2 separate regions of the Mus musculus genome follow, and region 1 is linked to region 2. Evidence: chromatin loops called from intact Hi-C (ENCODE). Cell type or tissue: left cerebral cortex. All regions are shown on one strand.

Region 1 (5,000 bases), 480 kb after region 2:
CAGGACCTTTGTGTAAACAAATGTTTTTAAAGGGTGTAAGGGTTAAAACGTCTGCATAAAGGGTTTAGAAGATGAAGAATGTAACAGATTTTAATTCCTTGACAAGAACAAAAGTTGTGCAGTGTTTGATAGAAAAGACTACCATTTCATGTGTCTCACATCCCTGTTGTGGATGTCAGCAGTCTGCACCGTGACAGGGAGAGATGGAGATGGGCCCTCGATGAATCAGTTTGACCTGCTCCCTACCTAAGCCAGGAAACCTTAACGAACACATGTGCCAGGATCCCTCCACAGGGCACAGTCTTTCCTGGGAAGTGTCCTTCTTTGTCTCTCATTAGAATACCTTCTTGCTGAAAATCAGACCCATTTCTTTGACATCCTGTTGGTTTGACCTGTCAGTGTGTTTACTGTCTAGCTCAAAAGCATTGACTTCAACCCTTTGTGTAACTATAGCGAATTACCCCCAGACTGGAGAATTAATAAACAACACAACACTTGACGATCAAGGCTCAGTAGTGGTGAGCACCTGCAGTGTGGTGTTCATGGCTGCTTCTCTCAGCAGCATCTTCCCATGGATGAGGGCACAGGGCAAAGAGAGGAAGGGCGATGTGGTCTCACAGGATGGCCTAGCAGAAACACTCCCTCCACCCATTCATAAGGACCCTCATCCCCTCCCCAGGGGCTCTGCCATGTGACAAACCCCAAACTCTAGTGTTGTCCATGCAGAGACACATCAAGCCATGTGGAGACACATCAAGCCATCGATTCAAGCAACTAGACCCCGACTTTGGTTAATCAATTAGACTGGGACCACCTGCTGTTTTAAAAAGTGGGGCCACCCTGGGCAAGGCAGAAACAGGTGGGCAGCTCTACCCAAGGAGACGAAGGGAAGTCTTGAGGAAAGCATTTATACCTTTTCCTCCCTGAATGAAATGCCTGTCTAGAGGACCCTTTCCTGGCCAGCTTATCACTGTCTGGGGAGGTATTCTCCTGACCAGCTAGTACATCATTGTCTTGGAGGACCCTCCTGTTCCCAGCTGGAACCACTAGGAGAACCTTTCCCTGGCCAGCTCATCACTGTCTGGGGAGATCCTATCCTGGCTCACCACTGTCTGGCCCCTATTCTGTAACCATGTTTGGTGACATTGATTTCTACCTGAGATAACACAGCAGAAGTAACCTGTTGACTGTCTTCCTCGGTCGACACTCCTGTGCATTTGCCGTGCTGTGTGACCCACAAATTCTCAGCTATTTGCTATCTAGCCTTCTATATAATACATTAGCAAAACCTTGCGATGAGGGCTGAGAGATGGCTCAGTGGTTAAGAGCACTGACTACTTTTCCAGAGGTCCTGAGTTCAATTCCCAGCAACCACATGGTGGCTTACAACCATGTGTAATGGGATCCGATGCATTCTTCTTGTGTGGCTGAAGACAGCAACAGTGTACTCACATACATAAAAAAAAAAAAAAAAAAAAAAAAAAAAAAAAAAAAAACTCGTGTTGAAAATCACTGGGGGAAGGGTTAATCTAGAAATAGTCTAGCACTTTTGTTTTGTAGAGGAGAAAGGTGAGCTGAGAGAGCCATCCTCCGTCATCCCACAGGTGGTGGAGCACTCGTCTACCGGCTATCCTGTACTCAGTAGATATGGGCATGGTCTCTGGTTCATCAGGCTAGCATTTATATAAGTGACCAACAGAAATATTTATGATTTTTTACAGGCAAGTCACTAGGTTCCCTGATCTGATCATTACACATTGAGTGTATGACCTTGAAATGTCATGCTGTACCCTACAGATACTTGAGACTACCACGTAGTCATTAACACTGAAAATATGTCTTTTAAAAGTATAGAAGAAAAAAACAAACAAACAAACAAAGAATCTGGGCAAACAATGCAAAGAAATTCAATAAACAAAGATATCTAGGTACTAAACAATACACTTAAAATGAAATTCTCTGTTCCAGCCACCTCTATGGCCAACAATGTGCATGATAATGTCCTCAGGTGTTGCCTCCGGGTGTGTGTGAGCCCCTGCCCATAAAGGACTGTTGGGCAGGTGGACGACCGCCACCAGCAAATATCCTTTTTGACTCCAACTCGCAGCACTACTGACCTCTAGTGGGTAGAGTCCAAAAGTGGTCTACAGTGCACAGTTCACCTCCACACAGAAAAGTTAGCTAGCTAGCTCAAACTGCCAAGTGTGAAAGCAGGTTCGGATGAAAGCCCCACGTGTGCACAAGATGCCAGTTTGAATGTTGTCTTAGTTACTGTTCTATTGCTATGAAGAGGCAACTTAGAGAAGAAAGCATTTAAATGGGGTTACTCCATTATCGCCGTGGCAGGGAGGCTGACATGGTACTGGAGAAGTAACCGACAGCTCACATCTGATCTACAAGTTCCAAGCTGAGAAAGATACTGAGCCTGGTACACCCAGTGACACGCCTCCCCGGCACCCCAACAAGGCCAAAAGCTCTCATCCACTAACTGGGGACCAAGCATTCAAATATATGAGCTTACGGAGGCCACTCTCATTCAAACCACCACAATGTGAATTGTCTCATAGGCTCACATGTCTGAGCGCTCTGACCTTGGCAGCTGGGACGATTTGAGAAGGTTGTGGAACCTTCAGGGGATAGAACCTTGCTGGAGGGAATGAGTCACTGTGGGGGAGCCTTGACTCTTTACAGCTTGGTCCTACTTCCTGCTTCCTTTTAGCTTTGCAGATTTCAGCTCCTGCCACCGTATCTGTCCCACCATGATGGGCTGTATGCACACACACACACACACACACACACACACCACGAGGGGGACAAAGGGGAAAAGAAATATTCAGAAATTGCCCCCATTGCTCTGTAGGCTGGAGTGTCCAGCAATTTTGTTATGGTAGAGTCCAGGTCAGGTGACAAGGGACTACTGTCAGGCCTCTTCTATCAGGATATCAGCCCCACTTGTGAAGCTTTGCCACCCCAAAGGCCTTCTCTCCTAATGCTTCTGGGAGCAGTACTGGGGTTTAGTGTAAACGTTGTGGGGAGGCATAAACATTCAATCTATCCAGGTTAAAGCATTGCCCTGCTGAGTACATGCAGCCTAGAGTGTCTGCGAATGCAGATGATGAGGTCATATCAAAAAGGCTGGACACTTCCATAGCATGCTGCTTTCCACTTAGAAATTGCAGGAGAAATACTGACACTGAGCAAAAGATGTCTCTGAAGAGCTGGCAGGCAGCAACAAGGAAATCCGAAAAACTCCCCCCCCCCATATCCGATTAGCCCTTTCCTTTGTTCTCACATCTAAGTAGTTGTCAAGAGGGTCAGAGCAGACATGCTCATCAGCCCCTCTGAACTCTGCCACAATGAAGCCTCAAAGGCAGGGGGTGGGGGTGAGCAAGGCTAAACAGAGGAGCCAGAAACCCCAAGGAGCTTGGGCTCCTTTCTCCAGAAGGATGGGAAGTCACTGCCTTTGATGAAGATAAGTCCTTCACATTTCCCAGTGGAAGATGTCCTTTGTGGGATTTTTCCAGGTGGTCATGGACAGAGGATTGGTCCCCAAGTTGGAAATCAAACTTAACTCATGTGAATGGAGCAGCCATTAAAGAAACTGCCTATTCCCCAGAACAGGCAAACTCAGGCTCCTTGGGAATTGAGCCTCTTGGTGAGCCTATGTGTGTCATCCAGCAGTGTGGACCCTGAAGAACACCTCTGGGTGTGGGAGCAGGGATGGGGTAGGTCGGCTATGGTGGAAGAGCACGGAGCCTGCCTGATACCTGCTGCCCCTTTAAAGGCTCATTGGTTAAGAGCACTTGATGCTTCCAGAGGACCTAAGTTCAGTTCCCAACATCCACATTAGGTGGCTCACAGCCACTTAAAAACTCAAGTTGCAAGGGTGCTCTTGAGGCACCTGCAAACACTTCACACACACACTCACACACGTATATGAATGAATACACATAGAATAAAATTAGGTCTTTAACATTTTTATTCTGGGGGCTGGAGAGATGGCTTACTGGTTAAGAGCACCGATTGCTCTTATAGAGGTCCCGAGTTCGATTCCCAGCAACCACGTGATGGTTCACAACTATTTGTAATGATATCTGATGCCCTCTTCTGGTGTGTCTGAAGACAGCTACTTCGTACTCACATACATAAAATAAATAAATCTTTAACAGAAGAATTTATTCTGACACGAGGCTAAGTTGCTGAGTTGAACTCAGGAACAAAGGAAGCCATCTATCCGCGTCACCTGCAGATCCCCTCCTCCCTCCCTCCCTCAGCGTGCTTTTAGCCCCTCGTGCTAGAAGGGCCAGAACCACTATGAGCTGGTGTAGCTGGCTTTCCTGAGACTGGGCACAGGCTTAGAGAGGAACACGGAGTTCCTTCTGTGCCACAAAAGGCAGGCAAACAGAGATTTCCGACCAATTTCGCCCCGCCCCGCACTCTCGCACCCCCACCCCCAGCCTACTGTAGACAGGAGTCCATGTCACATCTCAGAAAGGTCATTTCAGCCAAATCCCCGGAAGCCAGCCGCACGGAGTTTTTTATCTGCTAACTTAAAAAGCACCGGAGGAGAAGGTTGGATGCCCCATCTCACATGAAACTCCAGCCTGCTGTGGAGTAATTCTCTTACTGAACTGTCCTCCTTCGAGGCGCACGCTTCATCCTCCCTGTCTCCGGGGGAGGATCAGAATTGTTTAATCCAAAGCAGCAGAGAGCTCCCTGCCCGCCCGCCCGGTACAGCCTTGAGGAGTCAAAACCTGTGAAGCGCGGCGCTGCAGTGTGGGGAATGAGAACTATCTGTACCTTTGATCTGCATTGCTGCTGGGGGACTGACTTGCACAGAGAGAGGGTGAGACAGAAGATGCGCGTCCTAAGAGAGATTGGAGGAGGGGGAAGCTCGGCTAGCCTCCGACCTGCTCTTACGTTCTTTTACTCTTAACGAAGGATGTGTCCTCCACACCCTCACCCCTCTTGCAGTGACTTCTGGAAACTCACTATATAGT
Region 2 (5,000 bases):
TCAGCCTTGTTCTCCACTACAGCAGAGAACAGCCTGAGGGCTACTGTTGGGCTCCTGGAGTCTCCCACCTGACTGCCAGAGTCCCCACTGCCTCTCCATGATCTCACAAGGCAGCAGTGTAAAAGGCTGCCATGCTTTAATACCCCCCAGCCTGGAGAGGGGGTCCCATATCCCTGACCACCCCTCTTTAGTATGCCTACTTAGCAAAATGTGGCTTCTTTCTCACTTTCTCTATTGTAATTTGACTCCCAGTACAGAGCAGGAGTTAGGACCCTCCAGGACTTGTGGGAGTCCTTTTGAAAGAATGGCCCCCACGAACTCAATTACACAGTGACTGGAGACACCTGTGGTCCTCAGGCAGCGGGCCTCTCCTTTTCTCTGCCTTTGCTCTCCGCGCCTTAGAAGTACCCTATGGACCTCTGTGTTTGGCATCGCAGATCTCCCCAGAACCCTTTCAGTCAGACAGGGATGGCACAGAAGTTGGAGCAAGGAATGAGAATCATCCTCTGTGGGCAAGGTTGGCTTGGGAATCACTCATCCCATGCCGCTTGACACTCTCGGGGACCAAATGCACGAAGCATGACAGACCTAGCTAGATCCTCGTGGACAGGCTGGGCAGGCATTTCGTGGTTGTGACCTCAACCTTTGTTCTTTCTAGATGACAGGACTAACCACTGACCTTCAAAAGACTGCTTCTAGAAGGTTCCTATTTTCCTGTCCTTCCATCCAAAGAACCCACAAGCCATTTTTCTCCCCCAAATCATTTTCTAAGGAGTCCAAAACACAACACCGCCTCAAGAGCTATTCCACATTCTCTGTCAGCCCGGAACTGCCTTAGACCTTTGCATGTTCCCTGACAGCAGCCTGCCTACCTGAGTTGCAAGCCAGCCAGCATGAACAGGTAAGCTGAATAACTGTGTGACTCTCAAATGCTGGACCTAGGCCATGCACAGAGTCTCAGACCCAGGGATTTCCAGGGATTTTATTTTTGGACCCAGAGAGTGAAGACACAGCTGTGTTCTCAACCTCGATAGAGGGCAAGGATGGAGTTAATGGGAGAGTTGACTTGAAATCCAGGACATCCCAGCTTTCCTCACCCAGTCCTGGAGGAAATCACGATGGATCCCTAATAGTGAAACCAAGCTTGTCATGGAGCCTCCCTGCCCTGCTTGACCTCTGATAAACAAAACCTCACCCTTTACCAGACATTTCTATGGAGCCTCAACTTCTCCTGCAGGCTCAAACCCTCTGATTGACTGGGCCCTTTCTTCTGAACCAGCAACCATAAATTTTAAGGTTGTATAGGTGTTTAGACATCCCGAAAGCAAGCCTCAACAACAAATAGCACTAATGAATAGAACTTATAAATAGCCAGGGCTGATCCACTCGCAGGAAACATGGCTAAGTAGGCTGTGCAGATTCTATGTGCAGGACTGTCTAGGTTAGGCAGAATTGTGCATTTCCAGTCCCTCCCTGCTAGGGAAGTTCTGTTACTCACCTCCTCTCCAGCTCCCATTTCCTCACTGCTAGCACTAAGAAGCATTCTCCTTCACCCACACGAGAAGGAAGAAAAGACAATCAGTGATCTAAGTATAAAGGGTGGGGAAGTGTAAGACCTATGAGGGAACAGCAATGCTTAAGTACTTTCTTTTCTCTAGCAGAAAAGAAAAATGTATTTTAACATCCGTTGTCCATCCATGACATATGTGGTAAGAAACTGCAGCTCAAGAGATTTTGTTAAAGTAATCTTAAAATATTTTGTAAAAGTGAAATAAAGACAAAAATCTAACTGGAAAGACCCTGCATGTGCCTTTAGGGGGTGTTTAGTGTCCCACTCTTCCATTTAATTAAACAAATATTTATTTTGTGCCTACCATACATGCACTAAATGCTGATGGGGGGGGGGAGTATAGACAGCCTGGGGCCATTGGAGGTGTTCCCTGTGTCCTTAGAAAGACAGAGACCCATGGAAGCAACCAGGAATAAAACCCAGTGTTCCTCTCTGCTTTGCTCTCCCTCTCCCTCAATGGAGTCACCACACACCAGTCTTTGGAAGGAAGCACCATGGCAGTTAAGGTGGTGTCTGCCTCCTCTGTGGTCGCATCAGGACTTGTTGTTCTGTTTCGTTTGGGGTGTTTATTTTTTATGAGAGCCTCTGTCAATGTTTCACATGCAATACTAAAAAGAAAAAAAGTGAACTATTTAAAATGATTGTTATTCTGTCAGTGTTTTGGTATCCATGGGACCAAGAATCTTTTACAAAGTTTGCAACAGTTCTTATTTTTGAAAGGGAGGCAAAAGAAGAGGAAAGATAACCCCTAAGCGGTGTGAGACAAAATGAGAAATAACCTTTAGTAGAAAGCCAAGACATGAAATATAGGCTTGTGACAATAAAGGGACCCTAAGGAGTCCTCTAGCTCATCTCTGCGCCTTCAGGTGTCAGCACTGCTGCAAAGCAGTAAGGCATATGGAGCAAGGGGGCTTGCCCATAAATGTACCCTGCATCAATTTGTGACAAAATGCACAAAGAAATCAACTATGGAGGCTCTAACTAGGCCTGTGGGAGGAAAAGAACATTTGAAAACGTCATCTTTCCTGCAACGCTAGAGGGCACCCTTCTATCTTGCTAGGGAGAAGCAGCAGGCAGGCTCTCTGGGGAGGGGCTTAAGTACTTGGTGCAAGGTTTTGTTACCTTCACTTTGAATTCTTAATAGTTTTCAAAAAGGAGCCTTGCACACTGTAGATGGTTCTACAAATTAGAAAGCCAGTTCTCCTAGCAAGTTGTATCCAAAAGGTTTCCTATCTTCGCCTGTAACTGGAGCCTCTGAATTGTCTGGCTGCAGGCAAGTTTTTTCTGTGCAAGACTCTGCCCATGCCTCCTGATCAGACCTCCCATACCCTATGCCCCATCTCATTGACTGAAAACAAAGTTATCACACTGCAGGGCAGGTTTACGCACAAGTGAGTTTTACTTTAAATGAACCCATCTCTTCGTTCCTGTTTCAGATCCAGTTGGATTAGTTCAGTCAATAAGGGTGTTGTCATACTCCTCCCAATGTCCACAGAGTCCACAATGATTAAATAAAGGCAAGCCAGGAAGCACACCAAGGACAGAGGTGGACACGTGCCAGCCAACACAGGAATACAGGTGAGAGGAGCGTAGTGCTTGCCTGTGTGTTCATCTTTCTCTCTGGCAAGTATGTTACTAAAATACACATATAAAAAGGATGAATGGTCTGCCAAAATTTTCATTATCACCGTGGAATATGTTTTATGTTCTCAGCTAACATTTACATTTTTATTGAATCAGACACTTTTCTTTGCTGTGGCAAAAATCACTGAGACATCTTTAAGGGAAGGATTGATTTAGGGGCATGAATTTAGAAATCTGGTTCACGGTCACTTAGCACTGTGCATGGTTCAATAGAAAGGAGAGGAGAAGGAAGTGGCTCACAATGATAGACAAGTGGAGAGATCGGGTAGGAGTGGAGAGATGGGAATGGATTTGGGGATGAAGATAAAGAGATCAAGGAATGAATTCACTGATAAAGTTTGAGCTTTTTAATGTTTAATATTGATTGTCAATTTGACAGATTCCAAAGTCACCCAAGACAAACCTCTAGGTCTGACTATAAGGGAGTTTCTAGTGGAGTTTATTAAGTGGACAGTATCATTTCAAGGGCTGAGGTCCTGGGAAGAATACAAAGGAGAAACCATCACTAACCTCTCTGCTTCTGGCTGGATACAATGTAATCAGCCACTGAGCTCCTACTGCATGATAGACTCTGTCTTTGAACTGTGTGCTACAATAAACCGTCTTTCATTACATTGCTTTTGTTGGTTATTTCGTAGCAGCAAGGAAGAAAGCAACTAAAATAGACCCACATGATCCTACTAGTGCCTCCCGCTGAGAACCAAGACCAGAGCCTTGGCAAGGATGTGTGGGGAGTATGATCCTCCAAATTAGAGCACTAAATACATTAAAAATTGTTAGGGAATATTCTAGAAACATCCTAAGATTCAAGTATAATATACTGAGAGATTATAGCACTGTGCTACACAATGCTATGGCATTGTTTAAGAGTATTTCTCTCCAATTCCATCTCCCTCATTCCATTCAGACAACATAGGTTATGGTTTTAAACCACTGCACATCGGCTGATTTATGACTTTATTTCTGAATTTGTAAATAAATCAAACCTACCACTAGTATTATTCCACTCTGTCTGATAGTAACTGTCAGTGTTCAGATAATAACTTTCTTAAAAGTTGATGGTACATCCTTGGAAAAATCATGTAAAACCTATGAGCTTTAGTTAATTTATATTTGCAGTGATAAAGTGGTTTATTTATTATAAGGTGTTTTCAAACAAGTTTATTCTACTCTTGTACATAATGGAATGACTTTTAACCTACCTCTTTGGATCAAAGAGAAAACTCTATACCCAATTAAAATATTAAAGGTAATTATAAATTGGACTGTATATTTAAAAGTGTGCTGGATTTTTCTGTTTGGTAAGTAGTATTTACTCCAAACTATTTCTCCCAAGAAAGAGAACATGTTATTAGTGGCATGGCAGGTCAACTTTCTGCACAGTCATATTTTTGTTTTAATGCAATCTACCTTCCTCCATCAGATGGCAAGTTTAGTAGGGGTAGAAATATTTAATTCCTTCTGTCCAACGTTATGTCCTTGTTGGGGGTTGGTTTTAATATTTTGAATTAATCCAGTCCCCCCAGATCGGGAATCTGCATGCCCAAACACTGAAGGTCCTTGTCCCCAATTGATTTTTGACTGATTAATAAACAGCCAACAGCCAGTGTCTGGGCAGATAGACTGAGGCAGGACCTTTGGATTTGTGAGGGCTAAGAACTGGGAGGAAGGGGGAGGATCACCATGATTTGGCTGGAGACAGATCCGATTGAGAGCCGCAGAAGGAAAATCATCTGAAATGTTGAGAAGGAATGCAGCCCAGGGTTGCCCAGAAGTGTCTTGGGCA

Evidence for each region. Peaks named below come from ENCODE experiments on the same cell type or tissue, not always from the same donor. Only the 100,000 strongest peaks of a DNase experiment are listed, where the experiment ranks them.
Region 1: a loop joins it to region 2, with 4 times the contacts of the local background. A loop is called at or near these places in 6 of 42 quality-filtered maps.

What each region holds. Positions count from the first base shown.
Region 1 is chr13:69,483,409-69,488,408 of GRCm38, forward strand. No RefSeq gene overlaps it. Among named protein-coding and RNA genes, the nearest start is that of Tent4a, 48 kb to the right of the region's middle. In left cerebral cortex, CTCF peaks have their summits at 2,130 (motif pointing left) and 4,081 (motif pointing left); DNase peaks (open chromatin) are centred at 2,131 and 4,712; H3K4me3 peaks cover 845 bases; H3K27ac peaks cover 814 bases.
Region 2 is chr13:68,999,765-69,004,764 of GRCm38, forward strand. Gm35161 (a long non-coding RNA gene) reads left to right here. Exons shown (of 5, transcript XR_873632.3): 1 at 1-901; 2 at 3,007-3,148. Among named protein-coding and RNA genes, the nearest start is that of Gm35161, 2.7 kb to the left of the region's middle. In left cerebral cortex, a CTCF peak has its summit at 2,604 (motif pointing right); DNase peaks (open chromatin) are centred at 526, 909, 1,475 and 2,606; H3K4me3 peaks cover 357 bases; H3K27ac peaks cover 2,626 bases.